Linked DNA regions of Homo sapiens: region 2 is linked to region 1. Evidence: read pairs that join two places in POLR2A ChIA-PET (ENCODE). Cell type or tissue: Panc1. All regions are shown on one strand. Each heading gives the region's core, and the rest is flanking DNA. Links, peaks and the distances in the headings are about the cores only. Region 1 has its middle 27 kb from the start of LINC02384. Region 2 has its middle 54 kb from the start of MDM1.

The links. ChIA-PET counts read pairs that join two places held together with the same protein. Peaks named below come from ENCODE experiments on the same cell type or tissue, not always from the same donor. Only the 100,000 strongest peaks of a DNase experiment are listed, where the experiment ranks them.
Region 2: POLR2A ChIA-PET joins it to region 1 with 13 read pairs; 8 of 35 experiments call an interaction of 5 or more read pairs at or near these places.

Annotation. Positions count from the first base shown.
Region 1 is chr12:68,472,583-68,484,085 of GRCh38, reverse strand. It overlaps the pseudogene PSMC6P2. Among named protein-coding and RNA genes, the nearest start is that of LINC02384, 27 kb to the right of the region's middle. In Panc1, for the core only: no CTCF peak of the experiment used is centred there; no DNase peak of the experiment used is centred there; H3K27ac peaks cover 5,795 bases.
Region 2 is chr12:68,380,279-68,391,781 of GRCh38, reverse strand. No RefSeq gene overlaps it. Among named protein-coding and RNA genes, the nearest start is that of MDM1, 54 kb to the right of the region's middle. In Panc1, for the core only: no CTCF peak of the experiment used is centred there; no DNase peak of the experiment used is centred there; H3K27ac peaks cover 3,095 bases.

The DNA of each region.
Region 1 (11,503 bases), core at 1,385-9,384:
TGAAGGAATCAACAAGTAAGGGGATAATATTTTTTAAAGTATACGTCATGCATTTATTACCAACAACCCCCTCAACTCCAAAATCGGGCACAAGGATTGAAAATAAAAAATTCATTGCACTGCTTAGTAAAGCATTACTAGTAACTTTCATTAAAAATGGACAAACTTTGTTAAAAATTTATGAAGCCTTCAGATGATTTGGTTACAGATATTTGTAATATGTGCATTTAAAACTATATGTTAACTGATATAATGGAATATGATTTGAGGAAATGACTCAGCAAATGATTCTACAGACATCCTTGTGAGCATTCATAATCTGAAACAAACAGCAAAATGAGGTCACCAAATGTACCAACAGGGGGAAAATACTTTCTAATGAAGGCCTAAAGATATCTGTGAAAACTATTCTCTGAAGCGAGTTGGGAGATCTCATTCAAAATTATTGCAAGAGGGTCAAATGTAAGAATCTTGGGAAATCACATTTCAGAGAATATATAAAAATCTAAATAGGCTTTCACATTTTCCAGATTTTGCTCAATCAAAATTCAGGACAGAAAGTCCTAATATGAAATCTTGGGTACCCCCATCTGCTCCTAATGAATAAGAAGTATGTTAAAGACCAAAATTATTGGCATAATAATCCATTACATATACATCACATGTAGTGTAATCTTTATTTTTCTTATGAAAAAATCATGTTTAAAAATGGCAAAAAAGTACACATAGGCTGTTTTATATAGCTGTAAAAATTTATATCTGAACAGATCTAACATGATTCTGCTATACTCAGAATTCATTTTATGAGAACATGCAAGTAAAGTACTTTTTCTAATGTATATAAAGATACCTAATTAACAAGGCACACTGTACTAATGACTAGGAAAAGTAGCTTTTTCTCCCCCACCACCCTAAGAATTCTTGTCATGATTTCCCTTTTGCAGTAAAATTTTGAGAAGCAATTGGCAATTTAGGAGGTAACAGGGTATCTTTTGGTAAAATCTTGAATTGTTGAGCTCTTGGGACTGATCTCTCTTTGGGAGTGTCTTTTCTTTGCATGGGGCTTCTAGAGATGTGTTCAGATTTGCTTATTAAGTGTTTAGTGTGTATTAGATCACACATGAATGTGTCCTGACAAGCTCAGCCTAGCCACAGTGAGCAGCTTTGTGGCTAGCAAAAGAGAAAGAGCAGTTGATTTGTACCCAGCTGCTGTCACCTTGGTGATGTACCAGATAGCAAGCAAGCAGATGTTGGTTTGTTGCCTTTGTCCTCTTTCCTCCTAAAACAGTACTGGCGTTCCCACTTGAACACAGCTGTGAGTTTCTTGTGTGTTGTTATTTGTTTTTTGGTGTGAATTGTCATCTTTGATTTTTTTTTAACCCCCACACTCCCCCAGACAAGTCAAAACCTCCAGGTGAATGAGTTTTTTGGGGAGAATCTTAAGTATAGTTTCTGATTCCCCTAAACCTCTTCATGGAACCTTAGGGATCTTAGGCTCCTGGATTGGGAAATTTGAATTATTTTTCTGTTTCTGTTTTGTGCAGTGCAGGCAATGTGGTTCTGTAGTCCCCTATACTTGGAGTGAGTTCTGAGGATACCATCTGTAAAACGTCTCTTCTAGAATCCCCACTGCCTGAAGTCTGTAAAGGCCCTCTGCCCACGAACAAAGGAGGGACTTAATAACCCACTAAGGATTTTGGTAGGAAAAGGTAATTATTTCCCAAGATGAGGGCTGCCTGGGAGACTCTTCTGCTATCCCCAGGAGTCCCTTCCTCTATGCTGATTTCTAGGCTCCTATCATCCAACATCTTCAACTTCAGATGCAAGCTGGTCTCTTACTGCCTCCCTGGAGTTTTGTTGTTGGACAATTTCCTGTCCATGGATCCTCATGAGATTATGCTGAAATTTCATTCCCAATGTCATCAGGAATGAAACTAACCAAAATTGAACTCTAGAGAATGTGCTTTAATATCTAAGAACGCAGCTAAGTAATTGCTGTGTTCATCAGAGGAGGAAATCATTCACTATAAAATGCTGTAGGACAGACAACTCATTTTTAAGCAAGTTCATAATGGGAATTGCCTAAACAGAATTAAACTTTTATGGATTTTTTTTAAAAGAACCTATTTATTCATCAGACTTAAGAGAAACATTTCATTTCACTTAACTAAAAGGGCAGAAATTTTTGATGTCTCGATTACACAGGAAATGTGTTATGCACATGTTCATTAGAGTTTAATGGATGACTTCAGTTGTAAAAAAAGTTCGGCCATGTTGAGACTCTTGCTCAATGATCCCTGGTAAAATCCCCTTCTTGCTACTCACTCTGTAATCAGATGTTACATCTATCGACCCAATTCTTTTGAATGGTTTCTAAAAAGGAGAGGCCATTAGTTCAAATGTGCCATTTTCGCCTGTCAAAAGGCAATTTGCAAATGAACATTACACTCTAGGAAGCAGAGCTCTTCCATTCTCAGAAAAAAGTGATGATAATTGGAATTTGCATATGTTTCTTTTTTGAGAGACAGACCACAGAGTTTGTTTATGACTATCTTTAGCACCAACGGGAAGCTCATGATGAAATGGAGGGGAAAAGAGTTAAAATGTTTTAAAACTCATGGGAAATATGTTCCAAATGATCCAGGGGCTTTTAAAAGTCCATTTTAAAAACATGAGAATGGTGTAGCGTGGGGTTGTTTTTTCGGTAGCAGGGAAGGGCATCACTTTGCCAACTGCACTTTCTGGCCCTGGGATCAGCTGCTCATTATTTGTCTGAAGAATAACTGGGTGGGACCAAGGCTGCAGTCTTTAGCAGTGGAAAAGGTGATTCTTTGTGAAAAACTTAACTAGTTGGTAGAAAGGTCAAACCAGGAATGCTGACTCCTTAGCAGCCTAACCCTAACCTCAACACTAACTTGGTTTTTAAACAAGGTAGGTTTTTTTTGTTTTGTTTTTGAGACAGAGTCCCCCTCTGTTGCCCATGCTGGAGTGCAGTGACACGAACTTGGCTCACTGCAACCTCCGCCTCCCAGGTTCAAGTGATTCTCCTGCCTTGGCAGGAGTAGCTGGGATTACAGGCACCTGCCACTGCATCCAGCTAATTTTTGTATTTTTAGTAGAGACGGGGTTTTGCCATGTTGGACAGGCCGGTCTTGAACTCCTGGCCTCAAGCAATCCACCCATCTCAGTCTCCCAAAGTGCTAGAATTACAGGCATGAGCCACCTCAACCAGCCTAAACAAGATAGTTTTTATATGAATAATCTTAGATGACAGGTAAGTGTTCACAAGCATGTTTTCAAACATTCATATCAGCCCTTAAGGGGTTTACCAAGCAGTCTTCACTCTCTTACTTCCTCTAAGTCTCACATCTACACTTTAAGTTATCCCCATCAGTCAGAATAGGCCAGGTTATGCTGCTGCAACAAAAAAGCCTACCACCATGTGGTGTTGGTTTAGGGATTGCTGGTGGATGAAAAGAAAACCATTACCTGAGGCAGGAAGAATGTTTTTTTTTTTTTCCCTGTGCCCTGGGGACAGACAATCTTTGAGATGGTGGCTGCTCTGTCTGCTGAGCTCCTAGAGTGAGATGAGCAGCACACTCCAGCTGAACTGTAATGCAAATAAACTTAATTTTATAGCCAGTAAGATTCAGCAGCATAACCTGACTTATTCTGACTACTACAATATTTAGTGTAATTTTACCGATAAACAGACAAATTCTCATAGAGGTTAAATAGCTATCCCAAGACTCTAGGCAAGGGCAGGGAAACCATGTACAGCTTCTCTCTAACACATCAGGCTGACTCTTCCTTTGTGTCTGGCAGAGCCATGAAAGATCCGTTTTTTCCATCAGCTACTGAATTCTCATTCTAATGAAGTCATTCTGATCCCATGTGCCTCTGGGAATGAACGTGGTCTTTTGCAGACAGAAACATAACTTTTATTTGTTTGTTTAGCATTGCAGGTAGGATGACCAACCATCCTGGTTTGCTGAGGGATTTCCCAGGCATGGGAGCATCAGTGGTAAAATAAGGAAAGTCCCAGGAAAATTAGGTTGAGTTGGTCATCCTTATTGCTGAAGTGATTTCTCCTAGTAACACTTAGGAATTATGCAGCCTGGATTCCCACTGCACCTTGTAATTATTTCCATTATAATATTTATCACATTGTGTTTTAAATGACTCAGACTGTTCAGTGTCTATCTGTACACAAAGCCCTGAACTCCTGAGACCAAGAACTATTTCTTTTCCATTTTGTATTTCTAATACCTTGTATGGTGCCTGCCACTTCAAAGGAACACAATAAATATTTATTGAATGGATGAATGAATGTTATTTCTCTGTCGTTTTTCATTTCAAAAACTGGTGTGATGTAATTAGCTTTCTCCTTTGAGGATTGATTCTACCTAGATAATAATTCAGCTATAAAGAAAGCTAGGAATCTTTCTTAGCTGCAGCTACAAGCTTGCATAAAGCTTTCAGTGTGACCCATTGTGTAAAATTATATAAACTCAGCACTGGATTTCAGCATAAACCAATTCCTTTTAGACTGACTGAATAATTGAATCTCCTTGTTTGGCATTTGTTTAAAGAGAGAAGGTCATGGGACAAATGGTGGATATTTGAGGCTATGGAAACATATGTTATAAATTTGGTTTAGCTGTTTCTGGTAACTGGCATTATTGTGACTGAAGACCCAGGATTCCCCAGTCTGCCCTCCACCCTCGGGAATGCATAACTAGATGCTTTTCAAAAACCAGAGGCAGAAAGAAAATCGCCATGGGCACGCCTCACTGATAGACTGCATTCATGCCCAGTTAAGGAAAGCAAGCAGAGGACTGAGAGACTTGCTCCAGAGAGTCAGACCCAGGGCTCATCCAGTTGAATCTTTTCATAACAGGCCTAAGAGGTGTGCTGAGAAAGCTTGGTGGTTCTTGACTCTACTTACATACTAACTCCTCAGACATCTTTGCTAATCACCCACAGAGGCTCTCTCCTAAGTGACTAAGCTTTTCTGAGAAGTGACTTGAATTCTATGAAGAGGCCCTCTGGATTGGTGGAAAAATCATGGAACCTGTTTTAGGGGACTTAAAAAAATCCCCATCCTCAGTTTCCTCATCTGTAAAATGGGTTTCATTTTACTTACCTTTCTTACTTCACAAGATAGTTTGTGAAGGTCAAAGGAGATTACATCAGTGAAAACAGTTTGAAGATTGTAAAATGCAGAAAGAATATAAGATAATATATATTTTCTGCCTCTGTTAATTCACCTGATTCTTTCCCCATCCTATAACAAAACTTGCCTAAGCTTGCCTTCTGGTTTAGAACTTCCTTTTATTTATCCCAATATTTTTCTCACCACAGAAAGAGAAAAAATGTTTGCTGTGTGCTTGGTATGTGCACTGTCTTCATAACAAACTTGTGATGCAGGCACCTTATCAGAATTTTACATACAGGTACTAGTTCGTAGTCATTTGGTAGCTTGTCCAAGGTCATACATGCAGCCAGATCTTGGGTTTAGACTCAATTGTGCCTATCTTATAGGCCATGCATTTTCCATCCACCACACAACCTTTCAAGTTTTAAGGGGTTCCTCTCCATTTTTTTTTTTTTTTTGATCCTGGATTTGGTATAGAAGTTCACCTTGGGCTTGATCACAGCATTTTGATTTTCTAGAGTTTGATCATATTCTTCATCTTCTGTCACTCCAGCCTGAAATGTCCTGCTCTTTATTCTGGCAGTCCTCTCCATTTTCTGGATCTTTATACTTGCTTTTATTTGGATATTTCTTGAGATATAAGAGCTAACGCTACATGTAGTAGTCCAGGTGAGGCACTCCAGCGTTGGGTACCAGGGTAGGATAATGTTTCCAGATGTATTTTCAATACTCAACATGATGTACAGACATCATTTGTTCTTTTGGCTGAAGCAAGGCAATTCCAGCGGAATGTCCTCTGGCATAGCCAGCAACCATGTGGCCAGCCCATTGGGAACATAATGTTTTGAGGTCTCTAAAATCCATTCATTTATTTATTCAACGAATGCTTTAAAATACTTGTGCCAATCTCTATTCTAGTTGCTGTGGATAGGGTAAAATAAAACACGTCAAGTCCCTGTTTTCTTAGAGTGTATTGAGAAGTATGGAAAGACAGTTGATGAATACAAAAATGTATATGACAGGTGGCAAGGGATATGCAGAAAAATGAAACTGGAGAAAGGGAATAAAGGAGGAGTGGGCAGCGGACTTGCTTTTTTAAAATAAGATGGTTAGATATATTCCTGATAAGGTGACATTTGGGCAGAAATTTGAACGAAGCAGAGGTCATCTCACGGAAGAACAGCCCAGGCAGAGAACAGCAAGAGCAAAGGTCTTGGGGAAGCTACTTGCCATGTTTAAGGTTATGCCAGTGTACTTGGATCAAAGTGAGAGTGGAAGGGATTCGGGGAGATGAGGTAAGAGATAAGGCAAGAGCATCAGGATCAAAGAGAGACAGATGATGTATGGTCTTGTAAATTATGGCTAGGACTTTGGGTTTTATCCTGTGTGAAATAGGAAGCCATTATAGTATTATGAGCAAAGAACTGGCCTGATCCAACTGAATATTTTAAGAACTTACTCAGACTGCTTTGTGGTGAGAGGCATGGTGGAGGCAGGGAGGCCAGTTAGACAGCTGTTGTAATAATCCAGGTGAGAGATGATGGTGGCCTGGATCAGGACGATGATGGAGGTAAGGGCAAAATGTGGTTGGATCCTGGATATAGACTGGATAAGAGAGAAAGAGAAAAGCCAATGATAACTCCCAGTTTTCAGCCTGAGAAATTGGACACACTGGGTGAACAGAGTTACCTTTTATTCAGTTGAGGTATACTGTGGGAGGCACATGTTTTGTGTATATGCGTGTGTGTGTATGTTTGTATGTGGGGGTAGGGAATCAGGAGTTCTATTTTATATATTTTAAGTTTATGTCCAAGTAGGGATATCAAATAGGCAGCTAGATATGAGTATGAAGTGTTCAGGGTAGAGGTCAAGGTTGGAGTTCTACATTTGAGATCTTTCAAGTCTTGGGGTGAAATGAGATCACCTAGATAAATAGAGAAGTAGATAAAAAAGAGATCACATGACTGAATCTTGGAGCACTACAACCTACCATTTAGAACTTGAGGAAATAGATAGAACCAGTAAAGCAGTGTAGTTTCTTAGAAAGCTGTTTTGGTGGTTGTGTGGCAGCAGCTACCGTAAATACTGATGTATATATTGGAGAACTGCTTCCAAAGTGGAACAGGATCATTGTGAAAAAGCACAAATAAAGAAAGAGACTTTTTTCTTATCATTGAAAAATCTGGGCCAGGTGCAGTGGCTCAGGCCTATAATACCAGCACTTTGGGAGGCTGGAGCTAGAGGATCGCTTGAGCCCAGGAGTTCAAGACCAGTCTGGGCAACATAGTGAGACCTCGTCTCTATTATTAAAAGAAAAGAAAAGAAAAAAAAATCTGTAGAAGATAGGCCAGTTACTCCCACAAGAGAAAATTAGGTTGAATTAGTTCAGGTTAGGGAAATTTGCTTAACTGACTAGAAAGCAAAGGGATTATATATTCCTGGGAATATAAGCAAGGGATAGAGACAAAGTTCCACAACTCTTGATACCACAGATATGCAAGTTATAAGTACATGCATTTATAAATTCACAAATCAGACTTATATCAGGATATGCATATTAACAGAATCATCTACACAATGCATATAAATACAGTTTGGCCTTCAGAATACTTTTTTTTTTCCAGTGGCAATTGGTGTTAAGTTTCCTAAGTCACACAAAGAGAGATTATTTAACTCGGCAGGGTGCGGTGGCTCACACCTGTAATACCAGCACTTTGGGAGGTCAAGGTGGGTGGATCACTTGAGGCCAGAGTTCGAGACCAGCCTGACCAACATGGCAAAACTCCGCCTCTAAAAAATATACAACAACAACAAAAAATTAGCTGGGTGTGATGGTGTACATCCATAGTCCCAGCTACTTGGGAGGCTGAAGCATGAGAATCACTTGAACCTGGGAGGCAGAGGTTGCAGGTTGCAGTGAGTGCAGATAGTGTCACTGCAGTATACCCTGGGTGACAGACAGAGACTCTGTCTCAAAAAAAAAAAAAAAAAAAGAAAAGAAAGATTATTTAACTCATGATGTAACTCAAGTGTGGGCCTAATTTTTCAATTTCTTATTTTTTAAAAATGCATCACAAGCTGTTTTATTTCAGCGTATGGGAGTGTTTGACAGAGCAACATTTTTGTAAGCAAACCTTGAGAATATATTGCATGAGTGTCCAATCTTTTGGCTTCCCGGGGCCACATTGGAAGAAGAATCGTCTTGGGCCACACATAAAATACACGAACATTGACGATAGCTGATGAGCTACAAAAGAAAAAAATTGCACAAAAAAATCTCATAATGTTTTAAGAAAATTTACGAACTTGCGTTGGGCTGCATTCAAATCTGTCCTGGGCCGCATGTGCCAGCTGTGGGCTGGACAAGCTTGTATTAGAGCATGTTTCTTTCTTCATTGGTACTTACTGGTAGAAGACGAGATATCCAGCAATAAAAGGCAAATGTAAGCATGGTTTCTTTAAGATGCATCACAAGCTGTTTTCTTTCAAGAACGGAAGTGTTTGACAGAGAAACATCTTTGTAAGCAAATCTTGAGAACATGCTATTAGAACATGTTTCTATCTCCATTGGTTCATATTACATGGCTTTACCTATGGAGCTATAAAAGGCAAATGTAAGTATGCTTCCTTTTTTTTTTGGAGAACTGAATCAAACAGATTTTATTCAACTTTTTAGATGAGGAAAACAAATGATACAAAATAAGTCATAAGAAATACTTTCTTATGCCACTATCTCAAACCACTTTCAGTGTTTTACAAAATGCTCACACAGCAAATACAAAAAGCTTCAACACACTCTTCCTTTGCAACTTGCTGCAATAAATGCAACATTAACAAACAACACATTTCTTCTGTATCAATCTTAAAAGTTGAATTACTAATTTTTATGATGTTACTCATAGATATTTTTATTCATATACTTTTAATGACATCATTGCCAATACATACATTATTTTCTTTAACTTTATTTTTACATTAAGCCAACATCTGTCATGCAGCTATCAAAAATCTTAGAGTAAATTACATAGGTTTGTAGTCCAATTTAGACTCTAGCTTGTCAGAATCAGCCACTTTTCTGACTGCTTTCATGAAGTCTTCCTGTACTACAAAATCATGATCAGCACGAATTACGAACATGCCTGCTTCAGTACAAACATTTCTCAGGTCTACTCCATTAAAGCCATCTGAAAGCTTCACAATCGCTTCCTAATCTCTCTCACCATGCTTTGTAATGGGACCTGCATGGATTTTCAGTAGGTCTAATCTTGCTTGTTCATATGGCAAATCAATATGTATGTTTCTATCTAATCTTCCCGGATGCAGCAAAGCAGGATCCAGTGTATCCGGTCTGTTTGTAGTCATGATCATTTTAACTCTGTGCAGAGTATCAAATCCATCCATTTGATTCAGTAACTTCACTGAAGTACTCTGAATCTCTCTGTCAGCTGAAGTACCCTCAGAAAACGGACAACCACCAATAGCATCTATTTCATCCATAAAAATGATGCATGGTTTATGGTTCCTGGGATAATTAAACATTTCTCTGATCAAACAAGCACTTTCACCAATGTACTTGTCTACAATAGAACTAGATACAACCTTTAAGAAATTGTAGTCCAGCTGGCTAGCAACAGCTTGTGCCAAGAGTGTTTTTCCCATACCTGGTGGTCCGTGTAACAAACAGCATTTTGGAGGCATTATTCCTACCCACTGAAATAACTCTGGGTTTGTAAGAGCTAATTCTATCACCTCTCTTAATTCCCAGATCTGTTCCGATAGCCCTCCAATCTCAGAATAAGAAACATTCCAGGGGTCCTCATGAGACATGTTATAAACCAGTGGATCCACCTCTCTTGGCAAATATCTCATGATAGTTAGTGTAGTCATATCCAAAGCGACTCCTGTTCCTGGCTTCAGCTTACTTTTGTCAAGCTGTCGACGACAACCCACAACATATCTTGGTCCATTTGTAGCTTTAACAATGAATTTTGCTTCAGTTAACTGTTGAAGCACTTCACCCACAATCTGCCCAACACTTTGTAGGGCCTTCAGATCATTTTCAGACTTTTCATACTGCTTGGTAAGTTCTTTTAATTGTTCCCTTAACTCGTTAAGACGGCCGTCGATCTTGTGCTCAAGCAGCTTCTTGCGGTAGTCCTGAAGCACCCTACCTCTAGAGTCCGCCATGATGAGAAGCTGCTTCCTTTTTTTAATGATAGATTTAGTGCGTATAAGTGCAGCTTTTTTACATGGATATACTGTGTCGTAGTGAAGTCTCGATTTTTAGCGTAGCCATCACCTGAATAGTGTAAATTGTACCCATTAAGTAATTTCTCATCCCTCACCCCCCTCCCACCCCAATTTTCAATTTCAATCACGTTCTTAAGAGTTTTTTTTCAATTGCAATTCTTGTCTGTGCAACTAACTCATCTGACAGATAGACAATCAAAGCAGTATGTATAAGAAGAGCGAAATATTAACAGATTCTGTAAAAGCAAAGCCTCCTTTTATCCTGTGGACCCTTGCACCACCTCCCTTCCCCTAGTGCTGCATCCCAAATTTGGCCAGCTAGAGGTAGGTCTCCAGTTCCCAAGGGCAAGTAGAGTCAGAGAACAAAGATATTGTTCCCAGTTAAGTTTGAAATGTCTTGATCTTCGCAGAAGACAGATTTAAAGAATAGGTCAGGCATGGTGGCTCACACGTATAATCCCAGCACTTTGGGAGGTCCAGGCAGGCAGATTACCTGAGGTCAGGAGTTGAAGACCAGCCTGGCCAACATGGTGAAACTCCATCTCTATTAAAAATACAAAAAATTAGCCAGGTGTGGTGGCACAAGCCTGTAGTCCCAGCTACTTGGGAGGCTGAGGCATGAGAATCACTTGAACCTGGGAGGTGGAGGTTGCAGTGAACCCAGATCACACCACTGCACCAGCCTGGGCGACAGAGCAAGACTCTGACTGAAAAAAACAAAAAAACAAAAAAACAAAAGAATAATAGCAAAGAGATAGAACTCCTATGGGCTGGGTCATTGGGGGAGAATTGGAGAGGCCAAGACACTGACAGAGTGTTAGAAGTTACTCTCCCCTGCACGCCTACTTCATTTTCTGAAGATATGAATGGGGTGAATGTCATTTCTCCAAACATCACATATACTCAAGCTGCATCCTCTAAGTTCTAGAAAAAGCTCATTGTCTTCTCTGGCTTAGTTTCAGAGAAGCTCTATGATAAGTTTGTCACCAGCGGAACAACCAGGATGTCCAGTTGCCTATTGTGCTGGGGGAGAGTTGGGGCTTTGTGGAAGAAACAGTGGTTGGGAGCCCTGTCTATGGATCACTGTCTTTAGGA
Region 2 (11,503 bases), core at 2,322-10,321, 93 kb after region 1:
TGATGGCTCAGATGTAGTAAGTGAGCCTTTACTCTGAATGCAGCATGGTAGAGTTAAGATGGACCCTGGGACCATGCTGCCCGTGTTTTAACCTTAGCTCTGTGTTACTAATGACTTGGGCAAGCTACTTTGCCTTTCTGTGACTCGAATTTCTCATCTGTAAAATGGAGAGGAGTAAGAGTAGCTATTTCAGAGGGTTGTTGTGAAGATACATTAAAAAATATAAATACATATAACAGCGTATGGCAAATATTTATTATTTTTATTTTTATAGAACTTACCTTACGTATATATGTATACATGAGTGACAAAATGCATGCTTATATCATTAATGCTTTTTAGGTCCCTGCATGGTTGCCTCGGGTCCTTCTTGGATCACTTGCCCGGTCTCTGAGGCTGCAGGCCTCATTGCAATCGTGCACTTGGGCAGGGCTCCTGCCCCTGAACTCCTCTCCTGAGGTGGAGCCTTGCAGTCTGCTGAGAACCTCCTTGATGCTGGCTCCCTTCCCGCATCTCTGAATATTGCTTCTCCAAAACAGTGCTCTGGAGTTTTATGTGGTTCCTTGGTGCAGACCACTTGCTACCCACATTCCCTGGAGCTTGTGTCTGCTCCCTCCTGCATCCTTCCCCATTGCTTGTGTTTCGGACCTGTTTGCTAGGTCCTGAGCTGATATATGTGTGTGTTTAGAAGTTACCACCTCAGCTTGACACAACCTTATCAAATAACTTTGTGAAACATTTTACACATAAAATGGTTATGAATCTCAGTACACCTCAGGTGGACAAGAGACATCACATTTCTCTACTTTTTGGGGGTAGTAGCTTTATTGATACAATTTAACTATTTATAAAATTCATTTTTTTTTTGGTATATTCACAGAGTTGTGCGATCAACACGATTATCAATTTTGGAATGTTTTCACCTGTCCCTGCAAATCCTCTATTCTTTAGTTGTCACCCTCTTTTCCCCTAGCCCTAGGCAACCACTAATCTATTTTCTGTCTATAGATTTGCCTATTCTGGATGTTTCCTATAAATGGAAACATACACTATGTGGTTTTTCGTGACTGACTTCTTTCATTTAGCATAATTTTTTTTTTTTTAAGACGGAGTCTCGCTCTGTCGCCCAGGCTGGAGTGCAGTGGCGTGATCTCGGCTCACTGCAACCTCTGCCTCCCAGGTTCACGCCATTCTCCTGCCTCAGCCTCCCGAGTAGCTGGGACTACAGGCACCCGCCACCACCCCAGCTAATTTTTTGTATTTTTAGTAGAGATGGGGTTTCACCGTGTTCGCCAGGATGGTCTCCATCTCCTGACCTCGTGATCCGCCAGCCTTGGCCTCCCAAAGTGCTGAGATTACAGGCATGAGCCACCACGCCCGGCCACATAATGTTTTTAAGGTTCATCCATGTTGTGGCATGACTTAAGTACTTCCTTCCTTTTTATTGCTGAATGGTATTTATTCTTCTCTACTTTTGGCTCAGTAAGTAATTATTATTTTCTGCCCCTGTTCCATAGGTCTGGTGAGAAATTCAACTTCAGTCATTCTTGTACTTCCCATCTGGGGCTGTGTCAAAATTCCAGGCTCTCAAGCAGAGCCGAGATCTCAGAGACCCAGGAGGGCATCAGACATATGACCACACAGGTTACTGCTGGGATGTCACTGTCTCTCCCTGTGTGGTCTTTAAGAGGCTCCCCTCTCCTGCCTTTGTGCTAGCCTCTGGAGTATGAGAACTGTTGTGGTTGGGAAACCTGGGCTAATGTTCCGCCTCTTGGTGCACCAATGGCCTGTCTCTCTGAGGTCTTGCTGTGTCCTTGGGGCCCTGCCAGGGAGTAAGGCAAAATACAGGGTACCTTAAACTCTGACTCCTCCTCTAAGCCAGAGAGACTTTCATTTTAGACAGGGGGTATTCTTCCCCCAGAACTATTTAAATTCTCTTTCGTGCCCTCAGGTTTTTTAAAACAAAAATCAAACATTCCAACCTTGAACTTTCCCCCAGGCAAAAGCAGCACAGATGTCAAAGAAGAAAAACAGAAGGGGAAAACATAAGTGAACTTAAAAAAGTTATCTTGTGTTAGAGTTCTTTCCTGGTTGTTCAAATCTCTGTACCAACATAAGCCCATAATGTGTTTGAGCATTTTATCCCACTACATCTTTTCGTATTTCCAGTCAAGTCACTGTGGCTCTTTGCTGTACCACCAGCCCACCTGCCACTGTTCCCTGACAGCTTTTTAACTCCTGCAAGCCACTAGTTGCTGTGATGGCAACACCACAACCTGGATGCTGTTGCTTAAATTTTTACTTTAATTGCACAATGGAACTCTCTCTCTCTTTTGTGGTGGAATGAAGATATTAAATATTTCATCTATGCTGTTAGAAATGTAGGATTTGCATTTCTGTTATATAATTCTATCATACATTTTTATTTCTATTACATACTTCTGTTATAACTATCTATTGTACTAGGTTTTGGTCTCAAGATTCCTTTATGCTCTTAATAATTGAGGATCTCAAAAATCTTTTGTTTATTTGGGTTATATCTGTGGATATTAACTATGCTATAAACATTTTTCTTTCTTTTTTTTTTTTTTGAGACAGAGTCTTGCTCTGTTACCCAGGCTGGAGTGCAGTGGCACAATCTCGGCTCACTGCAACCCCCGCCTTCTGGGTTCAAGTGATTCTCCTGCCTCAGTCTCCTGAGTAGCTGGGATTACAGGTGCCCGTCACCACACCTGGCTAATTTTTATATTTTTAGAAAAGACAGGGTTTCACCATGTTGGTCAGGCTGGTCTCAAACTCCTGACCTCATGATCTGCCCACCTTGGCCTCCCAAAGTGCTGGGATTACAGGCATGAGCCATCGCGCCCAACCAAACATGCTATAAACATTTTAAAAATAATTATTTATTCATTCATTTTAAAATAACAATAATAAACCCATTGCATGTAACGTAAATAACATATTTTTATAAATAATGTATTTATTTTTCCAAACAAGAGAAACTTAGTGAGTAGCATAGCATTATTTCATGTTTTTACATTTTTTGCCTTTTAATGTCTGACAGTAGAAGATGGCTAGATTCTTACATTGGCTTTTGCATTCGGTATAGTGTGATACGTTGTTTTCATTGAAGAATATTAAGAAAACCTGGCATCACAGAGTGATGTAGCTGGAAAACAGAGGACTATTTTAATAACCTTTTTGGATAATTGTATCTACTATCCTAAACCTCAACTAGAGGTAGTTTCTTAAAGGTTTATTGGGCAATAAATATTGCCATATATTTCCTTTGGGGTGACAGCCTCACTTTGTACATTTTCAAGAAAATGTTTAGCAAATACCTACATCTGAATATGTTGGTCTTTCAAGTGAAATGGTGTTTCATTAGAAGAGTGGTTAGTTCAACTTGCAACTCCAGGAATATTTTATGGTAGAGACAACCATGCTACTTCAGTATTCAGCAGAAGTGCTTTCTGTGTACTTGATAGTTTGTCACACAGAATATTACAAAGACATGTACTGAAATGTTGAAATTCAATGAGGTTACTTGGCAACTTGTATCAAGGGTCTAATCCCTTATTATGTTACCATAACTTGGTTAAAGAATATATGTGGTAAGCAAAAATACTTACCTGTGATAGAAGATAAGCAATAGGATTAAGTACATTTGGTGATTTCTGAATTAAATATGCTAGAAAAAGCTTTTATTTAAATCCAAAATTCTGTTCTGCTCTTGGAGATTTTAGACAAGAAAATTATGTTTCTAGGATCATACATGTTGGCAGATTTCCAAGCATCCAAGGCTGTGTGTTTTTTTTTTATTTTTTATTTATTTATTTTTTTAGAAAAATTAATCTATTTATTAAGAACAATATTTATCAAGGGCCTAATTTGTACTAATATTTTTCTAGATATGGGAATGGAGTGGTGAATAAGATATACACAGTCCCTGTACTCATGAAGCTTTTAATCTAGAAGGAGGAGAAAAAAAGTAACAAGTAAATAAGCAAGATAATTTTAGACAGATGAGCATATGAAGGAAACAACATAGGGTATTGAGATCATGAAACACAGGTGAAATGGGGTGGTCAGAGAAGGTCTCTCTAAGGAGGTGACATTGGAGCTGAAACCTGAATGATGAGGAGGAACCAGGTGGAAAAGCAACTGAAGCAGAGTGAACAGCAAGTACAGAGGCCCTGAGGTGAGACTACATTTGGTGGCTTTGAGGAATGAAATGAAAGTAGTATGGCTTGAGTGCAGTGAGCAAAAGAGAAAACGGTGCAAGATGAGATCAGACCACATATAACTTTGTAAGCCATAGTTAGTGTGTTAGTCTTTTTGGGCTGCTATAACAAAAATAACATAGACCAGGTTATTTTAAAATAAATAACAAACATTTATTTTAAAAAATTTCTATTATTATTTTTTGAGACAGTCTCACTCTGTCACTCAGGCTAGAGTGCAGCACTGTGAACACAGCTCATTGCAGCCTCTTCTTTTTGGCTCAAGCAATCCTCCTGCCTCAGCCTCTTGTAAGGCTGGAACCACAGGCTCATGCTACCATGCCTGGCTAAGTTTTTGACTTTTGGAGAGACAGAGTCTCACTTTGTTGCCCAGGCTTGTCTTGAACTCCTGGACCCAAGTGATCCTACTGCCTTGGCCTCTGAAAAATTTGGGATTACAGGCATGAGCCACTTCATCCAGCAAAAAATTTATTTCTCATAGTTCTAGAGCCTGGGAAGTCCAAGAGCAAGGTGGCAGATGATTTGGTTCCTGATGAGGACTTTCTTCGTGATTTGAAGACAGATGACTTCTTTTTCCCATACCTTCACATGGTGGAGAGAGAAAGAGAGAGGAAGCAAGCACTCTTATGTCTCTTCTTATAAAGGCATTAATCCCATCATGAAGGCTAGACTCTCATGATACCCTCATGACCTATTTACCTCCCAGAGTCCCCAATTTCACATGCCATCACAATGGAGTTTTGACATATAATTTTGGGGGGACACATTCAGCCCATTGCAGCTAGGCACTTGGATTTTATTATGAGTAAAATAGGAAGCAATCGGAAGTTTTTAAAATTGAGAGTGACGTGACCTAATAGGTGTTTTTGAATGATTGCTCTGAATGCTATGTGGAGGATGATTGCAGGGGGTCAAGACTGCAGCAGAGTGGGCAGCTGAGAGGCTATGATGATAGGTTGGATGGCTAGGTGGTGGAAGAAGAGAGAAGATGGGTTTGAAGATATAGTTTAGAGGTAAAGACAGAGAGGAGGCATCAGGGACATACCCAAATTTATATTTTCTTAAGCTACCAAATGAATGGTGATGGTAGAAACTGACATGTTTATGACTGGGAAAGAAATAGGTCTGTGAGATGGTTGGGGAGGTGGTCATCAGGTGCTCTTTGAAGATGAAAATCAAAATGTTTGTTTTGTATGTTATGTCATATGTGGTTGTGTTCAGCTGCAGAGGAACCAAAATCCTGACAAACCATATCTTAAGCAAACAAGCTCTTTGATTAATCAATTAATTTATTGTCCACACAAAAGTGTGTCAAAAATAGGCAGACCCAGCTGGTATGGTAGCTCACAAATGCCACTGAGATCGCAGGCACATTCTCTCTTCTCCTTGAGCATCCTTATCATGTCCTTCACTCTCACCTATGTAAGAGAGGGACTGAGCTTTAGGCATAGGGTCTGCATGTAAGACAGGAGAAGGGGAAAGCTGAAAGAAGTAGGGGTAGTGCCTATGTCAGGAAAGCAAAAGCTTTTTCAGAAATCTATACCCCAGACCTCCACTTTATGTACCAAAATTATATCATGTGTCCAATTCCAGCTGCAAGGGAGGCTGAGCTTTTTAGCTGGTCACAGTGGCTCACTGAACAAAATTGGAGGCATTTTTATAGGAAGTAAGAGGTGAAAGGATACTGTGAAGGTAGGCAACCAGTAATGCTACCAGGAACACATGAAGTTTAAGGTCTCTGGTAAGCATTCACATGGAAAAGTCAAGTAAGGTTGAAATTATAAGCCTCAAGTTGAAAGTTCAACTTTCAAAGTTGAAAGGAAGAGCAGAGATGATAACAGTTCAAAAGGAGAGCAGAGCTGATAACAGTTTGGAAATCATTAGCATGTAGATCATATGTAAAGCGAAGAGGGCGGATGAGATCAATTAGTGACAGAGTAGAGTTGAAAACTTGTCAATTTTGTATTTATTACTGTGACTTGCTTTAATTAATTTTATTAATTCAACAAGATTTTAATGTATACTTTCCATGTGTTTTAAACTGCTTTGAACCCTCAGGGCACAAAGATGAAGATGTATCTTTTGCTTTTAAGAAGCTGAGATAGAAAAAAAAGATAAAAATTAGTTTTGTTAAATGATTCACTACAATATATATTAAAAATTAACCTATTTAGGTATATTTGTGACATTTGGATAATGGTAGTAGCTCTACTGCAGATTCACTTTTTAAGTGAGAATTTAAGTAATTTATCTTGAGTAATGCAATATTCACCTGTCTACATATGTACATTTGCATATTTTAATTTGCGAATGCATTAAGAAAAGCCTGAGTGTTTTAATGATTAAATAATAACCTTATTATTAGTAAATTTGCTGCTAAAATGAACACAATGCATTATGGAATCTTAACCTAAAAATTTTGACTCCTAAGGAAGAGAAAGGAATTACTTGTCAGATGACCTGGTTTAGATTAGGACTGAAGAATGGTTTAGTGACGCATTGCTACCTATTATTTCACTTGGAAGACTCATGGATGTCTCATACTAAGTTTTTTACCTTACCCATCCCTCATTCCTTTCCGAACATCATGTTTTTCTGTATTACTTTTGAAGTAAGTGGCATTACTATTGTTTTCACTCAAGCCAGAACTCCAAGTATTATTCTAGACAGTTGTGTCTCCCTCACTCCACTGTTACCAGCAAAACCTACAGATTTTACCTCCTGAATATTTTTTTGAATCTGCTCTGTCTTCTCTGTCCCGGCTCACCATCATTTCACATCTTCTCTCCAAGCGTGCTCCTTTAAACTCCATCTCTGTAGCTAGAGCAATTTTATGAAGCTAAACTGCCCAATTCATTACTCTTGTTAAAATCTGGCAAAATATCTTTCAGCATTCTGTAAAAATGGTGTCCTGAAGTACAATCTATTTAAAAAATATTGAGCTAAATTGAGGCAAAGAGGTTCCTTTATTGTAAAACTTCTCAGAGCCTTCAACATGCTAACGCATGCACTGTGAATTACTAAAGGGGTGAAATTTAGGATGCTTCAAAAAGAAGTCACAGTGAAGCTATTATGTTGAGGAATACCAAGGAATTTTTCATGAAATGCCTCTGTGAACACTAGAAATTTCTATAAACTGTCTTAGGAAATTTGGTCTATAAGGAGGAAATTCAGTCACCTCAACATGACCTATGAGACCTCTTGTGACCTAGTCCTTATCTTCCTCATGAGCCTCATCTTCTATCCCTCCCCGTCTTGAATTTCTTGCTTGTAATAGCAAACCACATCCAGTTCCTGTACACAACATGCTCCTTTTTTTTTTTTTTTTTTTTGAGACGGAGTCTGACTCTGTCGCCCAGGCTGGAGTGCAACGGCGCGATCTCGGCTCACCACAACCTCCGCCTCCCAGGTTCAAACAATTCTCCTGCCTCAGCCTCCCGAGTAGCTGGGATTACAGGTGTGCGCCATCACTCCCGGCTAATTTTTGTATTTTTAGTGAGATGGGGTTTTACCATGTTGGCCAGGCTGGTCTCAAACTCCTGACCTCAAGTGATCCGCCCACCTTGGCCTCCCAAATTGCTGAGATTATAGGCATGAGCCACCACATCCGACCAAAATAACTCTCTTTATCCAGCTAACTCTACTCACCTTTTGACTCTCAGCTCAGAGACCTTCCTTGCATTCCACGTTGAGCTAAGTGCCTCTTTTCTGAAGTCCACTTACCATCTCACAAAAAATGGGCATAATCTGTTTATGTGTCTTTTCACCCTAGTTTACCTGGGGATAAAGACTGAGGCTATGCTGCGATGATGATGGTGGTGATTATAGCTCAGTTTATTGCACATACTAGATGCCAGGCAACTGTATACGAATTATCTTATTTGATAGTCACAAACTCCCATGAAGTAGGTGTTATTAGTATCCTTGTTTTGCAGGTAAAGCAGCTACGGCTTAGAAAGGCTGAGGAACTTGCCTGAGGCTATCCAGCTACTGAGAGATAAACTGGGGTGTGAATTCAGAGAGCTTGACTCCTGAGGCTCCACCTGTGCCTATAATTCCAGCATGACACCTGGTAATGGGCACTCAGTATATGCTTGTTGATCTAAACTCAGTGTGTGTGTGTGTGTCTGTGTGTGTCTGTGTGTGTGTGTGTGTGTGTGTGTGTGTGTGTGGTCTTCCTCTCACATCCAAAGCTACTAGCACTGAGGAAGTTGGGCATGGTGTAGGAAAGAGAAATCTTTGCTGTTAAATCTCATTTCCAGCATAACTGTCAATGGAGAGGTGGCATGGAAGGGACAACCAGTTCGTGTACCAAATTACTCTCAGCTTGCTTGTTGTCTTAGGCATATGTTCTGGGAGTGGCCAACACCTGTTTTACATCTGTGTTAGTCTTTGCGGAATAAAAAGCAAATTAGGGTTTAATGGGGACTATTAATCTTGTCACCTAATTGAGTAGATCTAATAAATCTTTTCATTCAAAACCCAATGGGAATTTCTAGTTGGAAATGAGTGTGGGGAATATTCAATCTCAAAAATATTTTCATACACAAAGATTATATATGAGTTTGTGAAAGATGTTGAATATTCAATGAAATTTAATGAGTATGAATTGAACACTTATCCTGGGCCTAGAACTGTTGGCAGTTGCTTTTGAGAGTTACAGAGTACATTTATGGTAATTACTGCACTTACGAATTTTGCTATGTGGTTTGGGAGTATCTGAAGTATCTTATAGTAGGTCTCTAAACTGGTAATAATAAAAAGTTCAAATATATTATTTTGTTACACTCCACGAGGATCAAACTTCATCATGACATGATTATAATTTGAAATATGAGTAAGAAATACGTAGGGTCATGATCTCTATAAGCCCATTCTTTGCTTCTTAATTAAATTTTGCAGCTGATAGAAACATTGAAAGCAGAGCATTAGCTTATAAATAATTCAGAAAATGGTTGGTAACTCCCATAGTATATGTTTTATGAGTTTTGTTTAAGAAGAGTCTATTTCGTGTTAGGTAAAGTTGGCCATTGTTTAGAATAAAGACCTGCATTACTTTCTATTCTAAATTAAACTGTTAATGGGAGTGCTTGCAAAGGCCTTGGTGCTTTTTTTTCTGTTTAATAGGAGCAACATCACTTTGGATCAATTATTTAATTTCCTTATGTCAGAGTTCTTTCAATTTAAAGGAAAATATTTCCTTTCCTCATTCCTTTTTCTCTGAGGATGAACCAGACATTGGAAGTTGTAGCCTGGGATTGTACTGGAGCTCTCACTGTGGTTGCATTCTTTCTTCACATTCAGCGTCCTCCTTAAAGCACACATTTTCACGTACATCTATTAAATTACCTGGGAGAGAGTTCTAGACACTATCAGTCAGTAAATCCAGTTGTCTCATTTTTCAGTTTTAGCTATTGTTGCGGTCATATGCCAAGGCTTGTATGAATGAAGGGTCTATAAAAATATCTGCTGTGGTGTGATTTTTTTTATCCTTGTATGAGACCATAGCATGAGACAGTAGACTGGCAAATTGGCAGGGCGAGGAGAGTGTTTGTGCTTACACGGGGCAATGAAAAGAGTTTTGATTCTTCTTTAGCTAAATGTTATAAAACTTTAAAGCTTACATTTGAATAATCGTTGCAGATGGGTTAGATAAAATCCATCAACTCACAATGTTTTTCCTGTTTCCATTCACTAGTGAGTAACAAGGTTAAAAGAAGGAATGTTCTATAAAATAAGATATAGAATTTGGGTTAGGTTTACAAGTGAAGAGTTCCTCTTTGCCCTGCCCCCAAATTATTTTTAGGCCCCAGGCCTCTGAAGCCAAGGTAATCTGCAGGGCAGCTTTCACATTTTATCACAAGTCAGTGGTCTCTCCTCTTCCTTGTCCCTCCTATCTTGCCGGCAAATGGCTCTGTGGGAAACCCATTCTGCTTCCTGTTTAAACTGTAGAAACAATTCATTTAATTCAATATCTAGCTTTTGATTCTATTTGCAAAAATACAGTTGTAAATAGTTCCATTCATTAGCCAATTTTTTTTTTGGTCTGTTAAGCATATTTGGGTCATTTTATAGTTAACCTTGGCTGAGGGAGAGAAGTTCTTTGAAGCTCTTACTTACTTACTTGTGAATTTTTGGGTCTGATATGGAGGCTTTGCAGGTCAGAAGCATGGCTTGACTGACCCAATGCCCATTTCTGGCTCTCTTCATCCTCGCTGACCTCTACAGTAGAGAAAGGAGAAGCTGAATATTCACTGCTCTAACCTCCCTTGAAGCAAGGGGTGGCCTTGTAACAGTTCTGGCCAATGTGGCATAAGCAGAATTCTGCTGAGGTGGGTTTTGGGAACGGCTTTTGATTTCCTAATAAAAGAGGCCAGAACTGCAGGCACTATTCTTTCCACCCCTCTTGGTCTTGAACATGGCTACAATGTCTGGATCTATAGCAGTCAGCTTGCAACTTTGAGACAATATGCCAATCTAAAAATGGTAGAGCAGAATTATAGATGAACAGATGAACCCTTGGTTTTTATTAGATCATGGAGCCCCATATTATACAGTACTGCTTCCCTTTAGACATCATACATGAAAAATAAATCCCTTTGTGGTAGGTTTAATACAAGGCCACAAATTCTTTGACACTCCTCCCAGCAAAGTCTAATTCACCCTCCCTTGAATATAGGCCAGCCTTACCCACTTGATTCTAACTAGTAGAATTCAGTAGATGTGACACTGCATGACTCTCCATGCTAGGTTCACAAGTGATGCGGTTTCTGCCTTTTTCTTCTCTCTGACATGTGCCTTGGGAGCTTTGAGCTGACATGTTAGAAGTCAGTCTACATTGAAGCTGCCATGCTGAAGAACTCATGTGGGAGAACACACAGAAATCGAGATGCCTGAGGAGCCCCAGCTGTACCAGCCTCTAGCTCTCTGAGTCTTCTCAGCAAGAACTGTCAAACATGAGAGTGAAGCAGCCTTCAGATGACTCTGGCCCCAGTCTTCAAGTGCCCTAGCTGGTGCCAAGTGGAGCAGACAAGCTGCCACCCACCAAGCCCTTCCCAAATTGCAGACTAGGAACAAAATAAATGTTATTTTAAGCCACTAAATTTTGGTTTGTTATATATTATAGCAATAGAAAACCAGAACCCCTTTTTTTAATGCCACTGTTAGTTGGATATTCTGTTACTTGCAGCCAAAAGCATCCTTATGTGAAATACTTAGTAGTAGAGAAGATTAAAAGAAATCACTAAAACGATCCTTTT